Regions from separate parts of the Homo sapiens genome. Here region 1 is linked to region 2. Evidence: chromatin loops called from intact Hi-C (ENCODE). Cell type or tissue: breast epithelium. All regions are shown on one strand. Each heading gives the region's core, and the rest is flanking DNA. Links, peaks and the distances in the headings are about the cores only. Region 1 has its middle 6.7 kb from the start of PTTG1IP2. Region 2 overlaps CDK14 (cyclin dependent kinase 14).

Evidence for each region. Peaks named below come from ENCODE experiments on the same cell type or tissue, not always from the same donor. Only the 100,000 strongest peaks of a DNase experiment are listed, where the experiment ranks them.
Region 1: it touches region 2 in a loop (18-fold over the local background); 1 of 110 quality-filtered maps calls a loop at or near these places.

What each region holds. Positions count from the first base shown.
Region 1 is chr7:90,460,223-90,465,615 of GRCh38, forward strand. No RefSeq gene overlaps it. Among named protein-coding and RNA genes, the nearest start is that of PTTG1IP2, 6.7 kb to the right of the region's middle. In breast epithelium, for the core only: no CTCF peak of the experiment used is centred there; no DNase peak of the experiment used is centred there; H3K4me3 peaks cover 966 bases; H3K27ac peaks cover 1,367 bases.
Region 2 is chr7:90,784,767-90,790,159 of GRCh38, forward strand. The region is part of intron 4 of CDK14 (cyclin dependent kinase 14); the gene reads left to right. Among named protein-coding and RNA genes, the nearest start is that of CDK14, 190 kb to the left of the region's middle. In breast epithelium, for the core only: no CTCF peak of the experiment used is centred there; no DNase peak of the experiment used is centred there.

The sequences.
Region 1 (5,393 bases), core at 123-5,122, 320 kb before region 2:
AGCTCAGTGTCCTCTAATTCAATTCGGACACTGTCTACCCAGAGACAATGTCAGATCCTACAGGTTGAGGGCTCAGTCCCCAACACTACCCTCCCTCCTCCACCACATACCAGTTGCAAGTCCGGGCCTTTGGAACTTCTGACCAACCAGTTTCAAGGTTTTTTGTTTTTTGTTGAGACTGAGTCTTGCTCTGTTGCCCAGGCTGGAGAGCAGTGGCATGCTCTCGGCTCTGCGACCTCCACCTCCTGGGTTCAAGCAATTCTGCCTCAGCCTCCCGAGTAGCTGGGACTACAGGCAGGCACCACCACGCCCCTCTAATTTTTTTTTTTTTTGTATTTTTAGTAGAGATGGGGTTTCACCATGTTGGCCAGGCTGGTCTCACACTCCTGACCTCAAGTGATCCACTCGCCTCAGCCTCCCAAAGTGCTAGGATTTTAGGCATGTGCCACTACGCCTGACCTCAAGTTGGAGTACTCATAACCCCCTCTTTGGGTTCAATTAATTTGCTAGAGTGGCTCACAGAACTCCGGGAAACACTTACTTACATTTACTGGTTCATTATAAAGGATATTACGAGGGAAACAGATGAAAAGACGCGTACATAGGGCAAGGTGTGGGGGAAGGGGCATGGAGATTTCATGTCCTCCCTGGTGCACCACCCTCCAGGAACCTCCACATGTTCAGCTATCTGGAAGCTCACTGAACCCTTTCCTCTTGAGTTTTGATGGAAGCTTCATGATGTCAGCATTCCTTCTCCCAGGGTATAGGGTCAGACCCTCTCATGGGAGGGTCTTAAGATCCACAATCAGAAAGGCAGGGAAGCATTAGAGTCCTGCCTTGAAGCAGAAGGTCAGAGTCCCGCCCATGAGGCCTCACACACCTAACATTATCACAAAAGACTGTAACAAGGGCCATGGGAGTTAGGAACCAGGAACTGTGGATGAAAACCAATATATAACATAACACCACAGGCAGGTTTGGCTTTGAAACGGAGCATGAAGGAAAGCAGAAATGTGAGTGCAAACACAGGTAAATATTGAGTTGGAGGCTGGGGAAAGTTCCTTCTGGCTGGTTTCATTTTTTCTGAGGCAGTATAAACAAGGTCATCAGCTAAGAGTGGTTTGGAAGTGTGACAAGTGGCAGTTGTTATGTTGGGGGTGTGTGAGATTGCTGATTCCAAGTTGGCCAGAGTTGGGACTACCTTCCTTCTCTGGGCAGGATGGTACTTTTGATGAGGCAATGAAGCCTCAGTCATAAGGCACTGAGACACTGAGGCCAGCTCAAGGGTTTCAGGCATCATGGGTTGTGATGTCACTTTCTCAACCCTCTGCCTAATGTGGGATGTTGCAACTCCCTGAATAGATTCAGGGACCCAGAGCTGGTGAGGTACACATTTGGGCCAGGGGAGGAAGCAGTAGGCATACCAAGGTGATGCTCTGAGGGAGGAGATGTCCTGATCTTTTCTACTATTCTACTCCAAAAATTAAGGATCTCTGGTAGCAGACAACAATCACAATCTTCTGTTCTTAATTTAGGACAATGTCAAAAAACTTTCCATGTGTATATACATATATATGTGTATATATATATTCATATATATATGTGTGTATATATGTATATATATGTATATGTATATATATGCATATATACGCGTATATATATACATATATATGCATATATATGTATATATACGCGTATATATATACATATATATGCATATATATATGTATATATACGCGTATATATATATAATTTTTTTATTTTATTTTTTGAGACAGAGTTTCGCTCTTGTTGCCCAGGCAACAAGATTGTGCAATGGCACAATCTCGGCTCACCGCAACCTCCACCTCCCGGGTTCAAATGATTCTCCTGCCTCAGCCTCCCGAGTAGCTGGGATTACAGGCATGTGCTACCATGCCTGGCTAATTTTGTATTTTTAGTAGAGACAGGGTTTCTCTGTGTTGGTCAGGCTGGTCTCGAACTCCCAACCTCAGATGATCCACTTGCCTCGGCCTCCCAAAGTGCTGGGATTACAGGCGTGAGCCACCATGCCTGGCTCCCTTATATTTTAGATAGATAGATAGATAGATAGATAGATAGATAGATAGATAGATAGATAGATAGATAGATGATAGACAGATAATGTTTGTATATTTTGCAAATGTGGATATGTGTTTGTATATATAAATACAAAACATATATATGTGGAAATGTACTTGTAGATAGGAGAAGCAAGAGAGCAAACATGATTTATGAAAAAAAGGAGCTTTATACACGGGATTTGTAGACTCACATTGTCCCCTTCCTCATTGCGGATATTGAGATCAACTCCAGGAAAGGGCATGAGAACCTTCCTTAAGAACAATAATTGCAAATCTGTTACCATCATCTTTCCTGCCTATCAGGAGTCTTAATATGTTACTGTCAAGGGATGCTCAAGAGACAGAAACCATAACTCAAACTGGCTTAAACCAATGGTGAATTTATTGACTTGGATAGTGATAATGGAACAACCTGACTCCAGGCATGATCTGATCCAGTGTCCAGATGGATCACCAGAACCTGTTTCTTTTTCTGAAACAACTCCATTTTCATGCTGGCTCTCTCCTTATGAGGTGGGGTTTTCTGAGAAGCAGATGCCAAGACAGGATTAGATATGGTTATGGTTTGGATCTCCATGTATCAATGCAACTCAGGCCCTGTGTCCAGTAATTTTTAAAATGTCAAGTATTCCACTTTTCCTGGTGTACAGACCCCCTAGTAAGTGGTGGTAAGGACTGGGAGAATTATAGCATATATTTGTAGCAATATTGCAGAGTCCCTTCTAGGAACCTGGCCACCTCTTCATTCAATGGGTCTGGATCTGAAAATTAAATAAAGTTTGGGAAGTGAGTGATATGGTTTGGCTGTATCCCCACTTAAATCTTATCTTGACTTGTAGTTCCCATAATCCCCACGTGTTGTGGGAGGGACCCAGTGGGAGGTAATTAAATCATGTGGTGGTTATCCCAAGTGCTGCTGTTCTCATGATAGTGAGTAAGTTATTACAAGATCTGATGGTTTTATAAAGGGTTATTCCTTCTTTGCTCAGCACTTCTTCCTGCTGCCATGTGAAGAAGAACATATTTGCTTCCCCTTCTGCCATAACTGTAAGTTGAGGCTTCCCCAGCCATGTGGAACTGTGAGTCAATTAAACCACTTTCCTTTATAAATTACCCAGTCTCAGATATGTCCTTACAGCAGCGTGAGAATGGACTAATATAGTAAATTGGTACCGGGTAGTGAGGTACTGCTCACTAGCCGGTGAAAGTGAAATGTGAAAGTGAAAGTGAAAATGTGAAAGTGACTTTGGAACTAGGTAACAGGCAGAGGTTGGAAAAGTTTGGAGGCTCAGAAGAAGAGAGGAAGATGTGGGAAAGTTTGGAACTTCCTAGAGACTTGTTGAATGACTTTGACCAAAATGCTGATAGTCATAGGGACAGTGAAGTCCAGGCTGAAAATGGAGATTAGGAACTTGTTGGTAACTGGCATAAAGGTGACTCTTTCTATGTTTTAGCAAAGAGACGTGGCATTTTGCCCCTGCCCTAGAGATCTGTGGAATTTTAACTTGAGAGAAATAATTTAGAGTATCCAGTGGAAGAAATTTCTAAGCAACAAAGCATTCAAGAGGTGTCTTGGGTGCTGTTAAAAGCATTCAGTTTTACGTATTCACAAAGATTGGTTTGGAATTGAAACTTATGTATAAAAGGGAAGCAGATCATGAAAATTCAGAATATTTGCAGCCTGACAATGTGATAGAAAAGAAAAACCCATGTTCTTTCGGAGGAGAAATTCAAGCTGGCTTCAGAAATTTGCATAAGTAATGAGGAGCCAAATGTTGATCACCAAGATAATGGGGGAAAATGTCTCCAGCACATATCAGAGGTCTTCATGGCAGCCCCTCCCATCACAGGCCCAGAGGCCTAGGAGGAAAAAGTGGTTTTGTTGACTAGGCCCAGGGCCTTGCTGCTTTGTGCAGTCTAGAGACATGGTGCCCTGCATCCCAGCTGTGGCTAAAAGGGGCCAATGTAGAGCTCAGGCTGGTTGCTTCAGGGGGTGCAAGCCCCAAGCCTTGGCTGCTTACACGTGATGTTGGGCCTGTAGGTGCACAGAAATCAAGGATTGAGGGTTTGGAACCTCAGCCTAGATTTCAGAGGATGTATGGAAATCCCTAGATGTCCAGGCAGAAGTTTGCTGCAGGGATGGAACCCTCATGGAGAACCTCTGCTAGGCCAGTGCAGAAGGGAAATGTGTGGTCAGAGCCCCCACACAGAGTCCCCACTAGGGCACTGCCTAGTGGAGCTGCAAGAAGAGGGTGACCATCTTCCAGACCCCAGAATGGTAGCTCCACCAACAGCTTGCATCATGCACCTGGAATAGCTGCAGACACTCAATGCCAGCCCATGAAGGCAGCCAAGAAGGGGGCTGTACCCTGCAAAGCCACAGGGGTGGAACTGTCCAATGCTGTGGGAGCCCACCTCTTGCATCAGCATGACCTGGTTGTGAGACATAGGGTCAAAGGAGATCATTTTGGAGCTTTAAGATTTGACTGCCCTGCTGGATTTCAGACTTGCATGGGCCCTGTAGCCCCTTTGTTTTGGCTAATTTCTCCCATTTGGAACAGGTGTATTTACCCAATGCCTGTATTCCCATTGTATCTAGGAAGTAACTAACTTGCTTTTGATTTTTACAGGCTCATAGGCAGAATTGACTTGGCTTGTCTCAGATGAGACTTTGGACTTGGACTTTTGAGTTAATGCTGAAATGAGTTAAGACTTTGAGTGACTGTTGGGAAAGCATAATTGTGTTTTGAAATGTGAGGACATGAGATTTGGAAGGGTTCAGGGGCAGAATGATATGCTTTGGCTGTGTCCCACCCAAATCTCATCTTGAATTGTAGTTCCCATAATCCCCACATGTCATGGGAAGGACCTGGTGGGAGGTGACTGAATCATGGGGCTGGTTACCCCTATGCTGCTGTTCTTGTGATAGTGAATGAATTCTCACGAGATCTGATGGTTTTATAAGGGGCTTTTCCCTCTTTGTTTGGCACTTCTCCTTCCTGCTGCCATGCGAAGCAGGACGTGTTTGCTTTCCCTTCTGCCATGACTCTAAGTTTTCCTGAGGCCTCCCCATCCATGCTGAACTGTAAGTCAATTAAACCTCTTTCCTTTATAAATTACCCAGTCTTAGATATGTCTTTATAGTGGTGTGAGAATGGACGAATACAGTGATCAAGGGATCGTGACTGTTTATTGGGGTCATTGTCCTCAGCTTCCTACTCCTCCATCCTTGCCCTTTTCTGGTTGTGGATGTTAAACATCACCCTTGCTGGCTACTCCCCTGTTTTGCTC
Region 2 (5,393 bases), core at 229-5,228:
ATTCACACCTGAATCAGAATTGAATTTAGATGACAGTAACAATGTCATGAATATTTAGTTAAGTTTAATTTTTGAAATATGTATGTAATACAGTATAGTGAGCATTTTAACTAGCATATAAAGAGGGAATTAATAAATGAAACACTATTAATATAACTTTAAAAATATTTTTAATAACTTTGCCAAAAATCTGTAAATTCTTCTGAAAATATTGTCCTTGCCCTACTCCAGCATTCTACTGTCACTCCCTCCAAAGTATCTACATTTCCTTCTATTGCTTCTAGACCAATACCGCAAGGAAACGAGCATTGTATATGTCTGCACTTGGTATTATTTTCCTTCGCAGTTTCTCTTGAGACAAAATCATAATGGAAGAGAGAAGCAGAATATATTAAATTTCCCAGATTATATTAAATTTATTTTGGGTATATTGCTTTAATTTCCTTCATATCTTGTAGACATAATTTCTTCTAGGTGTTAGCACATGGACACTGTTTTCAGAGATGACACAGATAATATTTGTAATTTTGTTTTCTTGTGCTAAGATAGTCTATTAATTTGAAGTAACTAATGGAATAGAAGACCTTTAGGCTTTCTTTGAGAATTTTTTTCCATAAGGAAGTTCTCTTTAAGCATCATCTTTTGAAACTGGAAAATGTACTTTGAGCTAAGTGGGGAGTTTTCCTTTATTGTTTTTGCAGAACATTAAATGAACAAATGAATGGGTGAAAAAATAAATAGGCTGTTTTCTTTATTGATAACTTCTCTCAGCACTATGGGAGGCCGAGATGGGCAGATCACGAGGTCAGGAGATGGAGACGATCCTGGCTAACACGGTGAAAACCCATCTCTACTAAAAATACAAAAAAAATTAGCTAGGCGTGGTGGTGGGCGCCTGTAGTCCCAGCTACTCGGGAGGCTGAGGCAGGAGAATGGTGTGAACCTGGGAGGTGGAGCTTACAGTGAGCTGAGATCATGCCATTGCACCCCAGCCTGGGCGGCTGAGTGAGACTCCGTCTCAAAAAAAAAAAAAAAAAAAAGAGAAAACTTCTAGACCTTGCTTTACTCCCACAAGAAAATTTTATATTTACAAATTTAGGGCACACAGATGTGTGGACAGAGTTTCTGAAATTGACAGATTTGGATTTGTGCTTTGTGCTTAGAAACAGTTTGAAAGTTGGATCCCCTTTCAGCCTGGCTCTACCTGGCTACCCAGTATCCCCATGTCCTGTGCATGGAGATATTCTCCCCACTCCTGCCCAGTGCAGTTCTTCCTGGTACGGCACTTTGGAGTTCATGCCGCCTGATGGGCAGACTAAAGCAATGAGTCATGGCTCCTTTGGGCTAAGCTGGGAATGACAGTTATTGGAAAAATAAGAGAATAAGCATAAAGAATCTCTGAAATAAAATGGCTCTCTATACAGCTTAAAGCAACTACAGGCAAATTTGGCAGTAACTGCAATAGAACATTCTGTGGTAATATTAGCACAATTTAGAGCCCTTTTTATTTACCTGAATTAACGTCTCCACTGGCAATCAAGCCCTGATTGCCTTCTATTCATTAGCCTTTGATTTAATTAATAAGACTTGTTGAAGAGGGATCTTCAATGTTTTTCTGTAAACAGCTCTAATTTATTGATTCAATTTGAATTTTGTGATTATTTCAAGTTATTTAAATCAACGTTTGAATTATATGTTTGAAGTTTTCATAAAATAGGTTAAATCCACAAGATAATTAGAAGACACAATGTTCATTTTGTTTTTCATACAGTAATATATCTTTTTGATATCTTTAAAAATTTCCATTTTGTAAATGAGTTAGTAACTTAGACTGTCAAATATTTCAGGTCATATTAAACTTTAAAATAAGGCTGGACACAGTGGTTCACACCTTAATCCCAGCACTTTAGGAGGGTGAGGCAAGAGGATCACTTGAGCCCAGGAGTTCAAGACTATCCTGGGCAACATAGTGAGACCTTTTCTCTAAAATTTTTTTTTTTAAATTAGCCTGACGTGATGGCATGGCTCTGTAGTCTCAGCTACTCTGGAGGCTGAGGTAGGAGAATCTCTTGAGCCCCGGAGATGGAGGCTGGAGGCTGCAGTGAGCCATGATCATGCCACTGCACTTCAGCCTGGACAACAGAGTGAGACCCTGTCTCCAAAAAAAAAAAAAAAAAAAGGTTTAAAATATACATGAACAAAAGGTAGACTATTAAAAAATTTCTTAACGTTATTTTTTCCACAGCTGTCTTTTCTAAAAGTAGACCCAGTGACTTAACATTTTTACCAGGCTTTAGAACTGAGAGACTCAGTAGTTGTTGAGTGTTGAGACACGTAGATAAAAAGTAATTAAGAAAGGAGAAAGTCACAATGACTCTTAGGTTAAAGAGCAATTTGATAATCAGTGTAATTCTTAATGAGAAACCAATGAAGCAGTCGTAGAAAAGGGAGATGCTGATTAGTGGTCTTTGCTCAGATTATTAAAGATTAGTAAGGTTAGTGAGTGTTTTGAAACATGTCTGCTGGATGCAAAAAGGTTAATTAACAAAGCATTCTACAAATTCTTAAGGAATATAAAAACTTAAAGGAAATAAAAACTTTTCTATATGTAGATGCAGTAAACATAAAGAGACCACACCTTTTATTTATAAAAAGAAAATAAACATTTAAACCTAACATGAAAGATGTTGAAAACTTTATAAAATGTTGGTATTTTTGAAATTTTTGGAAATAATACTTTTAGTAATTTATTCTGGACTTATTTTGCAGGTATGATGAGGAAAATGTTAGTATACTATTATAACAGCATTAATATTCACCCAGTGAAATCTACTCTGTGCCAAGAAGGTCCTAGATACTGAGCACATATCAGTTGATAAAACAGGAAAAGTCCCCTTCATTTCTGGAACTTATGGTGTAGTATATATTTTAAGGAAATTTTAGTTTGAAGTGATGTAATACATAAAATCTCAGTGTCATGAACTGTTGAGATGATCATAACTTATTAAAAACAAACACTTGGAGGTTCAATTCATGGAGAATTCAGAATATGAATTCCATGAACCTAGGTCTTGTTTTTTTATGCAGTTACCATAGAAAATATTTTCAAAGACCTTTTTCACTATGAAAATAATACAAATTAGTCAGTGAAATTACTTAGGGGGAATCCATCTTTAGTTGCACTTAAAAAATGAGTGTTGATTCAATTAAAGGCTGGTGTCCTTTCAGTGTGTTACAAGGCAAACATAGTTTCATGCCTGAGAATGTACTTCAAGTACACAACCTACAGAAGCATGCGGTTCCTATATTCCAGAACTCAGTTCACAATACGTGATATATAAAAGTTAACGCTCTCAAGAGAAATGGAAAGCTCTGCGGGAAAAAGGTTGTGTGTGTGTTTTATGGGTGAGGGGAAAATATCTGTAAATGAGGGGAAAATTCCAAGCAGTTCCTGGAATCAGTTACTGCCTCCTCAGGGAGCCAGTGATGAGCTCAACTGGGCTGAGAAAAATTCATGCAGTTATCAGCACTAACTGCATCCCAGCCTCAAGCCCTGCCAAAGTGCTTAGTCCTAAAAGATGAAGTGAAGAGTACAAGGTGCAGTCTCCAGCTGAACCCCATGTGCATAGTAATTTTTTTTGCCTGCATCTGGGTACCTAGAGCACAAACAGGATTAGAAAAATCAAGAAAATATACTCAGGAGAAGAAGTTGCAGAACAGAAAAGCAGCAGGCCTGTCCTGTCTGCTAAAGCAGAAGGAAAAAGAAACACAACTCCTGACCTTGAGGAGATGGTACGTTGTGGAGCCTTATAATCAGGTCTCCCTATCCCATTACTGTAACCAATAATAATGTATTTCCGCAATCAGTTCAATGAGAAATGCCACTAGGATGGTTCAACTATGATGAAGTCCTTGTTCTTTTGGGTTTTATGTCTATGGCAGTTTTTTGAGCGAAAGCAGACCAAATAGATGTAGGTTTAAAAAAGAGACATTCAAATTCTTTCAAACTCAGACACTGGATTCTCTGGCCCACATAAGTTCTCCTTTGCTAGTTCTTTAACCTCTAGAGATTTTTGGTAGCCATTTAAATTGCAACAAGAGACCATTTTTGACCTATTAAATTGGCAAAATCAGACACTGAGAACATATAGTGTAGGTGAAGGAGGAGAGGCAGGGGAGCTCTATTTGGTATAGGAAAGGATACCAAATATTTATATTGGTATCCTCTATGTAGGATGCTTCTCCAATATTCATCAGAATTGGAGATCAGAAATGCACATACCTTTGACCTTGCAATGGCACTTTTAGGAATTTAACTTACGGACATATTTTTACAGGATGGAATTACACATACAAGAATATTTATTACATCATTGTAGTAGCAAAATTTGGGAACAAGCTACATAGCTATCAACAGAGGACTGGGATTAAACTTAGTATGCTATACTCATACATAAGAACACCCTGTGGTTTTTGAAAGCAAAAGGCAGTTTTCTATGAATTTATGTCACCAAAATATGTTGTTAAGTGTAAACAATATAGAGTGTACTCTGTATTGTATACCACTATTTGTGTATGTGTGTATATTTATGTGTATATATATGTGTGATACATATATATGTAAGTCTATATATCTTGTACCTTTTACATTTTTAATACAGTTGTCTCTCCATGTTTGAGGTTTCTGCATCTAGATTCAACCAAATTTGGATTGAAAATAATTGGGAAAAAAGACATAATATAACAATTAAAATGATATGTGTAAAAAATACAGTATAACAACTATTTACATAGTGTTTATATTGTATTAGGTATTATAAGTACTCTAGAGATGATTTAAAGTATATGGGTGGTGGGCACAGGTTTTATGCAAACACTACAGCATTTTGTGTAATAGACTTACACATCCTCAGACTTGGTATCAAAGGGGATCCTGGAACCAATCCACTGAGGATTATATGTGTGCTTTTGTTTTTTCCTATTTTAATTAACAAACAAACCAAATAAAGTATGGTTCTAGGCCCAGTGTAGGTAGAAAATAGAACAGTCAAGGAGGGGACTAATATAGATAGTTATGTCTTTGATTGATGGCAGAAATGACTGGATAAAAAGTTAACTCCATAGCACAATCTTACTTTTAATTGGCGCCAACACATATTTAGAATGTGTCTGGAAGGACCATCTGCTTTGGATAGGTCTTGTGTAATCTTGTAATGGTAAAATATTCATAACTTTTTTGATGACATACTGTAATATAAAGCACAACTAGACCAAATATAATTTTAGGAGGTTGTAGTAAAAAAGAAAAAAAAACAAAAAAAGGGGAATTTTTTCCTTTTTTTTTTTTGAGAGAGAGAGAAGAATGTCAAGTTTCTGTCCTTGGGAATTGAATG